Regions from separate parts of the Homo sapiens genome. Here all the other regions are linked to region 2. A link is a contact called in ENCODE Hi-C or POLR2A ChIA-PET data. All regions are on one chromosome and are shown on one strand. Each heading gives the region's core, a stretch centred on a gene start or an enhancer-like site at or near the end of the contact. The rest is flanking DNA. Distances are from core to core; before and after follow the strand shown.

Region 1 (4,723 bases), core at 2,224-4,723, 660 kb after region 2:
TATTCATAGTTATATAAATCTCAATTCTTTACCATAAGAAAAAAGTATTTCAATGATACTCACTTTTTTTTTTGTCATAGCTTTCCTTTTTAAATGTTTGTCCATGATTTCTTTTTCCAAAGACATAATCTGACTTGGAGTTAGCTGTTCTTTAAATCTGCTTATCTCTTCTTTATATACCTGCCACTCCGCCCTATAAGCATCTTGATATATCTATAAATAAAAAACCCAAGTAAGTCAACAAACCATTGCTGGCAAATTCAACATAGCACATGCCAGGGAAAGGCAACTGCATGACTTCAGACAGACAGATTTTATCACCAGGTGGAAAATGTGCTCTGGGATGAGATGTATATGGATTAAAACATACATTTTCCTTATATATACTAATCAAGGTGAGAGTTTAGTAATCAGCTTCCATTTTCAAACTACTGCCACTTCTTCACCTCCACCCCATACATCCATATTCTCATTATTTATGCAGATGAGAAGACATAAAGTTTCTTTGTAGATAACAGATTATTTTTTAAAAAGTCTGATCCATCTGGTCCTTTAAAGGACATGACAATTGCTCCTAACTGCAGAATAACTGGTCAGCAATGTTGAAAACTTATGTGCTTACTTTTTTCTTTGAATCAGGAAGTTCCCTCCAACGCTGGGCAATTCTTCTAATTAGTTCTGTAGTTTTTGCATCTATGGAATGAAATAAAAAGAAAAAAGATGCCACAATTTTACCTCTCAGGATTAATTTCTAAAGATATCCAGGAAAGCACAATCCATACCACACATAACTTAATATAATGATTTAACTTTCCTTTATCCAACTAATTTAAACGTAAGTAATTTATCCAACATTATCAAAAGTCTATTATCTAACAACTAAGGAGTATACCATATACCACCAGAAACAGTCAACAGTTTGATTACTAGGATTTTTTTTTTTTTTTGAGACAGGGTCCGTCACCCAGGCCATCACCCAGGCTGCAGTGCGGTGGTACAATCTTGGCCTAATGCAACCTCCACCTCCTGTGCTCAAGTGATTCTCCTGCCTCAGCCTCCCGAGTAGCTGGGACTACAGGTAGGCGCCATCATGTCCAGCTAATGTTAGTATTTTTTGTAGAGACGGGGTTTCGCTATGCTGCCCAGGCTGGCCTCAAACTCCTGAGTTCAAGCAATCCATCTGCCTCAGTCTCCCAAAGTGCTGGGATTACAGGCGCGAGCCACCACACCAGGCTGATTACTAGTTTAAGAAGCTGGATGATCAATTGCTTCAAGTTTTTTACTTCCCTTCCATATTTCAAGCAAAACACTTTTTCAAGTCTTTGAGGAATTCCTAAATTTATAAAAGCTAACAACAAAATACATTCTCGATCCATATAACACAGCCTCGTATTTCAATAACAGAAATATCATTTGGAAACAAGCTATTCGAAATTCAATCTGTTATTCTCCACTTCCTTCTTCATCTTAACCGGAATGATGGCGTGCAATTAATTGATTTTTAAAAATACCTGTTAGTACTAACTCTTACATTTAAAAGATGTGGGTACTTAAGCATGTCTCTGAAACTAACTCCTTACCTATAATGTGAGCTTTTTTTTAAAATTATTATTGTTTTTTGAGACAGGGTCTCGCTCTGTCACCCAGGCTGGAGTGCAGTGGAGCAGTCATGGCTCACTGCAGCCTCAACTTCCTGGGATCCAGTGATCCTCTCACCACAGCCTCCCAAGTAGCTGGGACTACAGGCACTGCGCCCCCATGCCCACCTCATTTTTGTATTTTTGGTAGAGACAGGATTTCCATGTTTCCCAGGCTGTTCTCGAACTCCTGGGCTCAAGCAATCCACCCATCTCGACCTCCCGAAGTGCTGGGATTACAGGTGTGAACCACCTCACCCAGCCTGATGTGAGCATTTTTTATTCTCGCCGAGAGGCTTTCTAGAGAGTCAACAAACATCCTACCTGGAAATGTTTTTTTTTTAGGAACCCAAGACAAGAAAGGATTTATCCTTTACAACCCACCATCCCCTTGGCAAGGTCGAGGTCTGAATCAAAGAACCAGAGTGGCTCTGAACTCCTATGATGAAAAGGTTTATCCTTTCTTATCTTGAAAGCTCTTGAAATTAGCAGTAAATTGCATAGAACTTTACAGTTCTACAGAACTTACAGTTTATGGATGCTTCCACAGAAGTTGCAACTTTATTAACAATTCCCTGAGCCAGAAAAAGGAGGAGCTAGGCAAGAGAAAATAATTCATCAGTGGTCCTCTAGACCAAAGGCAACAAGGCCCCAAATTCAGCTTTTTTATCCTCTTCCTAGGGTGCTTTCTACACTATACGTTATTTTTAAAATACCATTTACTAGTTCTCATTTATATTTAAAGCATTTCCATTTGGTATAAAATAGAACTTCCTATTTTACAGACATCAAATGATTGTTCCTGCAGTCACTGAATGCTTTAGCACTGCAATTCAACATTGGTATTTAACTGCTTAATGGCATTTTTATTACATGAGAAAAGGGTATATGCCCCAAAACTCCTTACCTGGGTTCTGAGCTTTAAATATGGGTAGTTGTTCTTTAGAAAATCGAAGGTAAGAACTTACAGGTTTCTTTGGACAACTTGCCAAGACAGATGAAAACCACCTCGGTAAATACACAAAACTACATATAAACAAAAAGAAAATAACCAGTGTCAGATGTTTAACTGTCAATATTCACATGTATATGAACACAGATCCCAAATAAGAAATGTCATCAAGATACTATGTATCCAACGCCTTCAACAAGAATGCTAGAGACTTATTAAAACCCTGTCCTAAACGGAGGGGAGCGTCTGCAGGACTGAAGTCTCAAAGCCCTTACCTCCTAGGAAGGGCAGGGAGTGAAGGAAAGCGTCTATACTCCAGCTCCTGGGCCCCGCCTCCTCAATGCCTAGATGATGGCCGGAGACTCGGCGCGAATTCGCAGAGGAGGCGGAAAGGATCCAAAGCTGGACAGTGAGGAGGGATGGGAGAAGCGAGTGGAGGGTAGCAAGAAGGTACGGCGTATTAAGAGAGTAAATAAAGGCCTGGTCTCAAGGCCACCGTCCCCTTGGCAAGGTCGCGGTCTGAATCAAAGAACCAGGGTGACTCTGAACTCCTAGGAGGGGCAGAAAGTGAAGGATAGGGTCTACATTCCAACCCCGGGACGTCCTGGGCCCTGCTGCCCCTAGGGCACAGGCAAGCGGGCCTACCTGAAGGGGGAGCGCAGTCGACTTCCACAGCCGGTGCACAGCTCTGCTCCAGACCTTCCCAGGGCACTCAGCACGCCCCACATGCTTCGGAGAAACGCCATCGCTCCGGTGGATGAGGCAGTGACCCGACCCCAATCTCGGAGAGCCTCCTGGCAATACACAACTCCAGCAATCACAACTGGAACCCGCGTGCGACCCTCCGGCGTGTGTTATCATGCCCGCCACTAGCGAGGCACTATGGGAAATCTGCTAACATCCGGTCGGTAGATGGGGGCGGGGCGGGGCGGAATTGGCGCAGGCGCGGGAGAGCGTACCCCGGTGGGCGGCCTTGCGGGGGAGGAATAAGAGCCGCGGAGATGAAGGGAAACCGCAATCCTCTAGCCTGCGGAGGGCTCTGGCTTCGAGGCGGCGCTGTTGAGCCACCTCTGTCCCCGGCCGCCCGGAGCAGTGGGTTCCTCTGCCGGGCCAGGAGGGTGATGGAGGGACCGCGGCGGCGGCCTCACCCCAACCCGGCGTTGGCCGGTGTCCGCCCGTGACGGTCACAAGGGCTGTACGTAACAGACAGTCCTGCATCCAGGACCCCGAGGTCCGATCGGCGGCTGCTGCGCGCCCAGCGGAGCGTCTCAGTTCAAGCCAGGGCTGGAGCTCGGAGTTCAGAAATAGTAACGGGAGAGGCGGGGATTCGCAAACCTAAAAATGCAGATTCCAAGGCCTTACCGCAGAGCTTAATTCCGTGTGTCTATGTGGGGCCCATTAATCTTCATTTTAGCGAGTTCCCCAGAATTTAACAAGTTCTAATGTCGGTGGTCTTGAGACCACATTTAAAGCAATATAGCTTTAGACTGTTTATTCTACCATCTACTGCAGTCTTTCAGTCTGGCCTCCAGCTTGCTTAATTTGAGCAGAGGAAACTGGCTAGTTGTCCACAGTCGCTAGTCTCAATTCTTCTAGTTCCAGTATTAACATTAACGTCTTGACTTGGGAATATTGCATTCCCTCGTTAAGATTCAGTTTCCCCCTCTGCAAACGAGGATGTTAGACTAAATCAGTTTTCCCAGCCAAAGCCCTGAGAACGTGTGACAAGTATGCCTTGAGACATTGATGTGTCAAAAATTGCTGTATAATTTTTTTATTTGTGTTATAGAAATACCATTTTCTGTATAGGCAATGGCATGAAAAAGATTAGGAAGACCTAAAGATACCTAAGGGTCCTTCCAGCCCTTAAATACCAGTTGTTTCAGAGCTAACCACCTTCTGAGACAGCCTTTCTTCTGTTGGATAGCCGTAATTGTTAGAAAATTCTTACCAGTGTCATATTGAGCTGACAGTCTATTTACCTTTCTGTAACTATGAAAACATTGGCTCTCTGGAAGTAGGACTAAGCCTACTTCTTCTTTTAAGCGGTAATAACCACTTCCCTTTTATAGACTCCCAGGGTTGAAAGGGACCTTCCAAGTCATCTGTTCAAACCTCCCATTCTGGCATGGAA
Region 2 (4,608 bases), core at 138-2,637:
TCACTTCAATCCAGGAGGCAGAGGCTGCAGTGAATCGAGATCATGCCACCGCACTCCAGCCTGGCAACAGAGTGAGACTCCATCTCAGAAAAAAAAAAAAAAAATGTGGGCAAAGGATACGAATGACACATCTCAAAATAAGACAGACAAGTGGCCAAGAAACATTTGAAAAGAGCTCAACATCACTAATCATCTGAGAATTGCAAATCAAAACCACACCGACATACCATCTCACACCAGTCAGAATGTCTGTTATTAAGGAGTCAAAAAGTAATTTGTTGATGGGGCTATGAAGAAAAGGGGATGCTTATACACTGTTGGTGGGAATGTAAATTAGTTCAGAGATGATGGAAAGCAGTTCGCAGATTTCTCAAAGAACTAAAAACAAAACTATCATTTGACTAAGCAATCCCATTAGTGGGTATATATCCAAAGAAAAATAAATCATTCTACCCAAAAGACACATGCACTCGTATATTCATTGCAGTACTATTCACAGCAGCAAAGACATGGAATCAACGTAGGTGCCCATCAACAGCTGGCTGGATTAAGAAAATGTGGTACAAATACACTATGGAGTGCTATTCAGCCATGAAACAGAATGAAAGTATGTCCTTTGTAGCAATATGGGTGCAACTGGAGGTCATTATTCTAAAACAGGAACCGAAAACCAAATATTGCATGTTCTCATTTATAAGTGGGAGCTAAACATTGGGTTCACATGGAGATAAAAACAGAAACAATAGACACTGGGGACTACTAGGTGGGGGGTCAGGAGGGGAGGGCTGAAAAATTACCCATTAGGCACTATGCTTACTATCTGGATGATATTAATTGTACCTCAAACTTCAGCATCATGCAATATACCCATGTAACAAACTTGCACATGTACCCACTGAATCTAAAATAAAAGAGGAAAAAAGAAAAGATCAGTTAATTCAGCTCCCATATAGGAAAGTTACTATAAAAACAAACAAAAAACTATAATGAATCCAATACTGGTTCATAACACATTCCATTATGAAACCATAAGAAATAATTACTTTCTATGCAGCGGAAATGGTACTCGGTGCTTCTGCCTAAATTTTAAAGATGAGGAAATTGAAGCTCATAGAGTTTAAGTGAGTTACTCACAGTCATACCTGAGTCTATTTGATCTATTGCCTCTGCAAAAGCTTTGATAAAGCTTTGGGGTCTACGCAATTCTCACACTAAGGGAATATGGTATAGACTAGGTTCTGACTTTCTTATACCAGGTACTATCCTTGCTTAATGTGCCAAACAAATGGTATGGAAGAATCACTTCTGTGGCATAGACTGACCAGGTGTTCACCTAATCTATTTCCTCTTACTCCTGGGAAGGCAGCCAGATTGTATTTACCAAGCTCTTTGCAGCGAGTTGTGGTCCTATGATTTTCTGGGCAATAGAAGATCAGTGGATGTGACGTGTTCTACCTCCAAGCCTAGCCCAAGAGCAACAGGATAGAAGAAAATTAGATCTCTCAATCACTTCTCAGAGGAGAGACATACTGGTGTTACGAATACCCATTTAGTTTTGACTTGCATGAAAAAAAAATAACTTCCATTTTTTCAAACTACTGAGATTAGGGTATTTATCTGTTATGGCAATCAGAATAATCTTGGAGGCCTTTTCCTTGGTTTCACACTAAGTGGTCCTGTGATTGATATCAACAGCTATTAATTAAGGTGGCAGCTGAATCAAGTTGGTGAGGGCTGCCAATGCCTTCCTCAAGACAGGAATCAAATTTTGTAAATTGTTTGTGTGAAAGTCCTTCAAAACTGAAATAGAAATTCAATAATTATAAAGAATACAATTAGGAGCAAGCATGAACATACTCAAATATATGATGAGAAAAATTGACTAACCACGGTTCTTCCCGCAAAAAAAAAATCTCATGGTCAAAATATAACACAAATTGGACATAAATAAGCAACAATGTTGCTAGTTTAGATGCAATTATTGGTAAATAGACACGCATAAACATATACCCAAGATATGTGAAGAAGAGTCACATTAATACAGGAATTTGGGGTAGAGGGGTCCTTTTAAAATATGAGAACCTATTATCCACAGCTAAAATCAGACATAGGTGTCACCAAAAAAGCAATGTGAAATTAGATTGGATAGCATTAGGTTTTTAGTATAATTGACCCTTCCTTTGCCTGTGACTCCGTGTGAGGAATTGGTGATGGGCAGTGTGACCATGTGTCCCACTTTGCCCAGGTTAGTCCAAGTTTGTGACTACTGTGCCCCCTTTCTTTCTCCAGAGTGCCCCAGTTTGAATGATAAATTATACAAAAATTATATGATTCCCTTGTTTGGTGGCAAACTGTGGGAGCTCAGTACAAACTTTGCTCTCCACTCCCAACTGCTGATGGTCATGTAAGGCTACCAGTATCACAAATACTACCACGAAAGTTTGGTTGATGAAGCAGAAAGCATTTTCCCTCCCTGTCAACTTTATAAGATGGCTATTTGATTACAGTTTGGGATGAGATCGATGCACTGTCACTCCTTCCCCTATGCTCCACTCCCATAAGAGAATAGAAGGGTAACCTTCTCTTAAATGCAGGAGATAAGTTACATTGTTACAAACCCAAAATGGACATAGCAAATAAGTATCCTGTATTATATTTAATCATTACCAGAACGAAAAACAACAGATCAATGATATTAAAATGAAAAAATCATCATTTTAGTTGGATTTCCCCCAAATTTTACCTGGATCTAAATAACTCTATACCATATGGCATTGAGTTATAGCAACAGACATTTCACAAATGGTGTATATTACAGGGCACACTGGGATGTAATTCTGAGTGATGCTTTGTCTCTTATTTGGGGGAGGATTCTGTGAAGGAGGAGGCAAGTGGTGGAAACTCCTCTGAAATATCTTGCATGCTAAAGGTATCATAGTCATTGCTATGGCTCTGATTCTCAATCTGAGCTTTCCATAGCCCTGGAGAACTCCAGGTAACAATAAACATGATGTATCTTTTTAGGAGATTCAATTTCACTTGGTGTTTATAATTTCAACTTTTTAGTACTTGAATAAACTTGAATATATTGTTAAATGGAATGCAAAACATACATGGATTTTTAAGATTAAAAAGATGAGCTCCTAAATAATCTCTCCCATTTCTGGTGGACCATGTTGTGATTCTCCCCATGTATTCTGAATACCAGGTGGAAAAATTAGAAAAGTGCTGCTCTAAGATAAAGCACATTGGGGCCTTGATCATCCAATCATCTGTTTGTTACCATGGTCCCAAGCTTAATGGGCTATAATATAGCCTGGGGGTTAAGACCACAGGCTCTGATATTGAGCAGACTTGAGTTTTGTCCAGGCTGTGCCATGTACTATCTCTAAAACCTATCATGAATGTGAAATAGGGGTAATGATTGCCATAGTATTTTAACTATTAAAGAATGTATGTAAGTTGCTCAGCACAATATCTAGCACATAGTAAGCACTCCATAATTGTTCATGATTATTGCTTCTTCAGAGGTCTCCTGGACCTATTCATTGGACCTCTGTGATCACCTACTCTGTACAATTTTGTTCCAGAAAGTGTAAAAAGAGACATAGAAAAGCTGCAAGTGATCCTGAGGAAAAAAAGCAACAACGAAGGCATTTTAAAAAACATAAAAAAGCATAGGGGAAGCTGTAAATAAAGATGAAAGGAGCTGGAGTGTTTTTAGCTCAGAGAAGAGGAAGCCAAAAAGCGACAATAGCATTCAAGTGTAAGAATCATTAAGAGGATGAGACTGACAGGTTGTTTTCCATTTCAACAGGGGTTAGCACACATAAATATTACAGCAAAATAACTTGATTTGACACAACTAAGAACGTCTTTTCAGGGAGAGTGACAATACTAACACAGCATCCTAGAGAGGATATGGACATGTCAACCTTGGTTCCATCTAAAAATATCCTGGCTAATTTAGGTGAAGATCTGGTTGTGGCTGCCCTGACTGACCTTTTGAATATGAGTCTCAGAGATAAGTTTTCAAGCAGCTCAGGGACACAGTTTTTGGTAGATGTTCATATCAGACTCTGTAACATAGGGCAGAGTGATATATCCAGTCTTTTTGAGAGACATTTATAAAAATTAATGTGATATATAATCAGATGAATAGTCTTAATTTTAAAACAATAATGATGGTAATGTTAATAACAATGCTAACATTTTCTAAATACTTAATTACATGAAAGATTCTATTCTAAATATGTTATATATCTTATCTCTTGCTGTTTCAATAATTAGCATTTTCACTTAATTACATGAACTCTTCCAACCCAGGTGTGCCTTGGACCTTTTAGTTTAAATCTACCCAGAGGTGAATACATGATGAAGGACACCCCATCTAACCAAATTCTACCCATCCTTCTTTGCCAGGCTTAAATTATTCCTTCTCTGTGAGAGCAGTCTGACTTTCTCTAGTCATTTTATTTTTCTCTGAACTCACAACACTTATCCTCAGTACCATTCAGAGTGACTTAATCACATCATTACTTTGAGGTATTTGTGCTGTTGTTTTGCTTGGCTATTCAACTCTTATCCCTTAGGTTAACTCTTCATGGA
Region 3 (4,298 bases), core at 12-2,511, 830 kb before region 2:
CTCACTGTGTTTCGGGGGTACGAATATATCATTTTTTTCTTTTTCCTACTGAATTAAACCTTTTTTTTTCAGTTAAAGTCGATCAATACGGTAAACACCCTTACACCCCTCACCTAATTTTACTAATTTTTTTTTTTGAGGCAGAGTCTTGCTCTGTCGCCCAGGCTGGAGTGCAGTGGCGCGATCTCTGCTCACTGCAACCTCCGCCTCCCGGGTTCAAGCGATTCTCCTGCCTCAGCCTGCTGAGTAGCTGGGATTACAGGTGCGCGCCACCACGCCCGGCTAATTTTTTGTGTTTTTACTAGAGGCGGGGTTTCACTGTGTTACCCAGAATGGTCTCGATCTCCTAACCTCATAATCCGCCTGCCTCGGCCTCCCAAACTGTTGGGATTACAGGCGTGAGCCACTGCTCCTGGCCAGTTTCACTAATGTTTAAGGTTACCACTTCCATGTCACCACTTCTCCCTGGCTTTCCTTCTCCCGCCGGCTTTCCTTTCCTTCTCCCCGCGGCTTTCCTTTCCTTCTCCCCGCGGCTTTCCTTTCCTTCTCCCCGCGGCTTTCCTTTCCTTCTCCCCCTGGCTTTCCTTTCCTTCTCCCCCCGGCTTTCCTTTCCTTCTCCCCCTGGCTTTCCTTTCCTTCTCCCGCCGGCTTTCCTTTCCTTCTCCCCCTGGCTTTCCTTTCCTTCTCCCCCTGGCTTTCCTTTCCTTCTCCCCGCGGCTTTCCTTTCCTTCTCCCCGCGGCTTTCCTTTCCTTCTCCCGCCGGCTTTCCTTTCCTTCTCCCCCCGGCTTTCCTTTCCATTCTCCCGCCGAGCATTACCTTTCCATTCATCCCCCCGGCTTTACCTTTCCTTACTACCCCGGACTTTCCTTTCCTTACTCCCCGCGGCTTTACCTTTCCTTCTCCCCCCGGCATTTCATATTCCTTCATCCCGCCGGCTTTCCTTTCCTTCTCCCCGCGGCTTTCCTTTCCTTCTCCCCCCGGCTTTCCTTTCCTTCTCCCCCCGGCTTTCCTTTCCTTCTCCCCGCGGCTTTCCTTTCCTTCTCCCCCTGGCTTTCCTTTCCTTCTCCCCGCGGCTTTCCTTTCCTTCTCCCCAGCTTTCCTTCTCCCTCCCTCTCCTTCCCTCTCTGTTTCTGTTCCCTTTTGCCCAACCATCTGAAAGCAGGTTTTGGATACAAGAGCACTTCATTCCTAAGTATTCGTAAGTATTCAGTGTGCCCCTCCCAGGGACAGGAACGTGGAGTGAGGATATTTTTGAGGTTACGTCTACCCTATCACACATTGTCCCCTTCATGGGGACTCTCACAAGAAAATTGTTTTCTTTGGTCTTAATACCAAGTAGAGCTCCTCAGTTTTGGGGCAACAAAAACTGCTTAGGCAGCCAGGATGTTCAGCGAAGTTTTCAAAATGCATACTACCTGTTGATCAGCATGTGTGTAATTTCAACTTTTGGCTTCATTTGAATATTGGACTTTTTTTCTCCTCTGGCCATCCATGCCTCCTCTCCCTTTAAAATCTTACACATTTATGCAAGAACCCCCCAGTGAATTTTAGAATGAATTCATGTATTAAAAATTAGCCCAAAATGAATCTGAAATTTTAGTAGGCCCTCAGCTGATCCCTAAGAGAGGAAAGGGGCATAATTGTCTCACCTCGTTATGCCCCTTCTGGGACACCAAGATAAAGAAGGTGGAATTTCCCCCATGTGAAGCCCCAACAGTTTCTTTTTTTCTTATGAATGTGCTGCCGGGATGTTCATCTTAAAACCATTCTGAAGTCTTACAGGACACATCACACTCTGGCTCACACCCACTTCTCGGGGATTGCCCTGGACCTCTCATTCTCTGGGCTGGGGTGACTGTCAGTATCAGGGGCCCAGGAACAGTGGTGAGTGGTAGGAAGTGGTGACATCTGTGATAATACAGTGAAAACAGTAGACAAGATATTGGTTGAAGATGGCTATTATGGTGGAAGATGTGGATTTAGTCAGAAGGCACATGGCTGAGGAGACTGTTGGGACCTGCTGGGCGGGGCTGAAGGGCTTTGGTTGGGGAAGGAGGAGATAAAGGGAGTGCAGCAGGGGGTCGGGCAGACAACGCTCTGCTCTGCCAGATTATAGAAAGGTAGTCATCTCTGATCATGTCAGAACTGATCGTTCCTTCCTGAGTTGCACAGAGGTGGCACTGGGCAGAGACTGGATAGCAGGACATCAGTGGTTTGAACCACCATCCTCTGTGCACCAGGCTAAATACAAGCAGTAACTCACATAACTCTCAAAAGGAGCCTGTGAGTATAAGAGTTATCCTCATTTACAGATGGAAGATGTGTCTCAGAGAGGTTAAGGAACTGGCCTAAATAGTGGACATATGCCACTTTCAGAGCCTCAGTTAAGTGGAGGCTGCTCTGTGACATGCTACCACTTTATCTTTTCCTTTTAAAAACTTTTTTTGGAGTATAACTTATACACATATGGTAAGTGTACATTTTGATTCATTTTCACAGATTGAAGGCACATGTGTAACTTGCACCCAGATCACGAAACAGAATATTACTAATACCTGGACTCCACTGTGCCCCCTTCCGGCCATTATCCCTCCAAGGGTAGCCACTATGTGGAGTTTGAACTCTGCTTAACTGGAATTAGACAGTGTGTACTTTTTAAGTGTTTAATGTCTTTCTCCCAGCATTATGTCTGTGGGATTTATCTATATTGTTGGTCTCTTCCCGTCTGAGATTGGGTCTTAGAACCTAGAGTGTCCAGAAAAACCATTTGTTACTATAGGGCAAAACCATTTGTTACTATAGGGCTGTAAAGTCCCCTGAGTGTACAGTTGGTATTTTCAGAACTTGTAAAATTGGAAAATGTGGTCCTCTCGGTGTCATCGTGGTCTGCCATGCTTTGAGCATTAGAAGAAAAAGCTACCTGGTTTTCAGAGTTCTTGGTATAGAGGATTCTCTGTATATTAAGAAGGAAATGTCTTCGGTATTTTTTAAAGAATGGATTAAAAATATTGATGCACTCAGAGCCTCTGCCAGAGACATTTTCTCTTATAGATGTAGCATGCTTCTATGCAATAGCTAGGATCCTGAAAAGTTTATTTGCAGATGAAGTTAAATTCGGTTTTATCAAAATGTAAATGTATGAGGGAGCCTGATGGTGAAAGAAAAGGGAAATTGGTAAAATGATGAATCATTTGTGCCCTCAAAGACCTCTAGGCACATATTGAACAAGCTTGGGTTTATCGTTCATTGCATTGAGGGGAAAACACATTAAAGAGCAGAAAGGGGTGTTAGAAAGAACCTATTGGAAACTTGGGGCTTTGGTTGAGTAATATTGGGAAGGGTTGATGGAAGCAGGGAAGCAAAGGTTCTTTTTAGATTGGGTGTTTTCAGAAAGTGGGAGCGATTCTGTGATTGGGTATCTCAGTACCTTTAGGGAAGGCAGATTAGAGCCAGGCTACAGCTGTAATTAGTAAAGAAGTAGTGGTTACTCAATTTTGCCGAGATGGGATATGTTTGTATTTTGTGGGTTTCACAGTGATCTTGTTTTGTCTCACTTTGTCATCGTCTCAGAGTGACCTTGTTTGGTGTAGATGTTTAATGAGATTGCTTGTGTCCTTCCTACAGTAGAATGATGTGAGTTAGCTGTGTCAGATTAGTTTGTAATAATGAGGTCTGGCTGTGAGCATCTGATTAACTCCTGGATACTTATTTGTTTCTCAAGAAAAATTTCTAGACTCTTATTTTTCATAAATCTATAGTTTATAATATGGGTGTTCTTAAAATGGGATTGAACTTCAGTAACTTCTTATTCTTTAAGATACTAAGTAAGTGTTCTGAACAGGAAGTATATTTAGAACATTACCCTTTAGATCCTTGTTTTCAGGTTTCTTAAGTGACTGGGGTTGCCTTGTGTGGACTGCTTTTGAAGGTTTTAGGTAATCCTTGTCAAGTCATGTGGACCTTTGGCAATTGCGTAATCACACTTGACCCTTCACTCCTTACCTGTTGAATGAGGATGATCATAATAGTGACCCAAATTTCTTAATGGTCCCTTGTGAAATAATTGTTGGATCTCTCAGTGAGATGATAACTGCTAATTTATACGGTACCTGCTTCTCAAATGGATTTGAGGTGGCCAAGAAGATATCCCTTCCCTCCAAGCACACAAACTGCATCTTTTCCTTTCCTTTCCCTTATGGCTTGGCCTAAATGAATAGTCATAATTGTTAAATAATTCCTTGCCTATGAAAAAAAATTTTCTGAAAGGGGGCTCTTCATCCAAAAAAACTTCATTGGG

What was found. A loop is a pair of places that touch in the nucleus more often than their neighbours do. ChIA-PET counts read pairs that join two places held with the same protein, here RNA polymerase II (POLR2A). Pooled maps may share reads with other maps.
Region 1: a pooled map shows a loop between it and region 2 (6-fold over the local background). The contact joins the promoter of TFAM here to the enhancer-like site in region 2. A Hi-C loop is called at or near these places in 3 of 37 single-sample maps with no recorded cell type and 2 of 50 pooled maps. POLR2A ChIA-PET finds 5 or more read pairs at or near these places in 1 of 52 experiments (Panc1).
Region 3: a map with no recorded cell type shows a loop between it and region 2 (6-fold over the local background). The contact joins two enhancer-like sites. A Hi-C loop is called at or near these places in 4 of 37 single-sample maps with no recorded cell type and 3 of 50 pooled maps.

What each region holds. Positions count from the first base shown.
Region 1 is chr10:58,384,160-58,388,882 of GRCh38, reverse strand. TFAM (transcription factor A, mitochondrial) reads right to left here and starts at 3,473. Exons shown (of 7, transcript NM_003201.3): 1 at 3,235-3,473; 2 at 2,545-2,663; 3 at 623-693; 4 at 64-213. The coding sequence starts at 3,335. RefSeq lists enhancers at 3,073-3,729, 3,923-4,022 and a silencer at 3,413-3,792.
Region 2 is chr10:59,044,135-59,048,742 of GRCh38, reverse strand. The region is part of intron 2 of LOC102724768 (a long non-coding RNA gene); the gene reads right to left. Among named protein-coding and RNA genes, the nearest start is that of LINC00844, 47 kb to the right of the region's middle. Within about 2 kb of position 1,387, at least 3 of the 41 ENCODE cell types and tissues checked have a DNase peak (open chromatin) inside an H3K27ac peak, as active enhancers do.
Region 3 is chr10:59,878,799-59,883,096 of GRCh38, reverse strand. The region is part of intron 1 of CCDC6 (coiled-coil domain containing 6); the gene reads left to right. Among named protein-coding and RNA genes, the nearest start is that of CCDC6, 26 kb to the left of the region's middle. RefSeq lists enhancers at 1,634-1,783, 2,014-2,063. Within about 2 kb of position 1,261, at least 2 of the 41 ENCODE cell types and tissues checked have a DNase peak (open chromatin) inside an H3K27ac peak, as active enhancers do.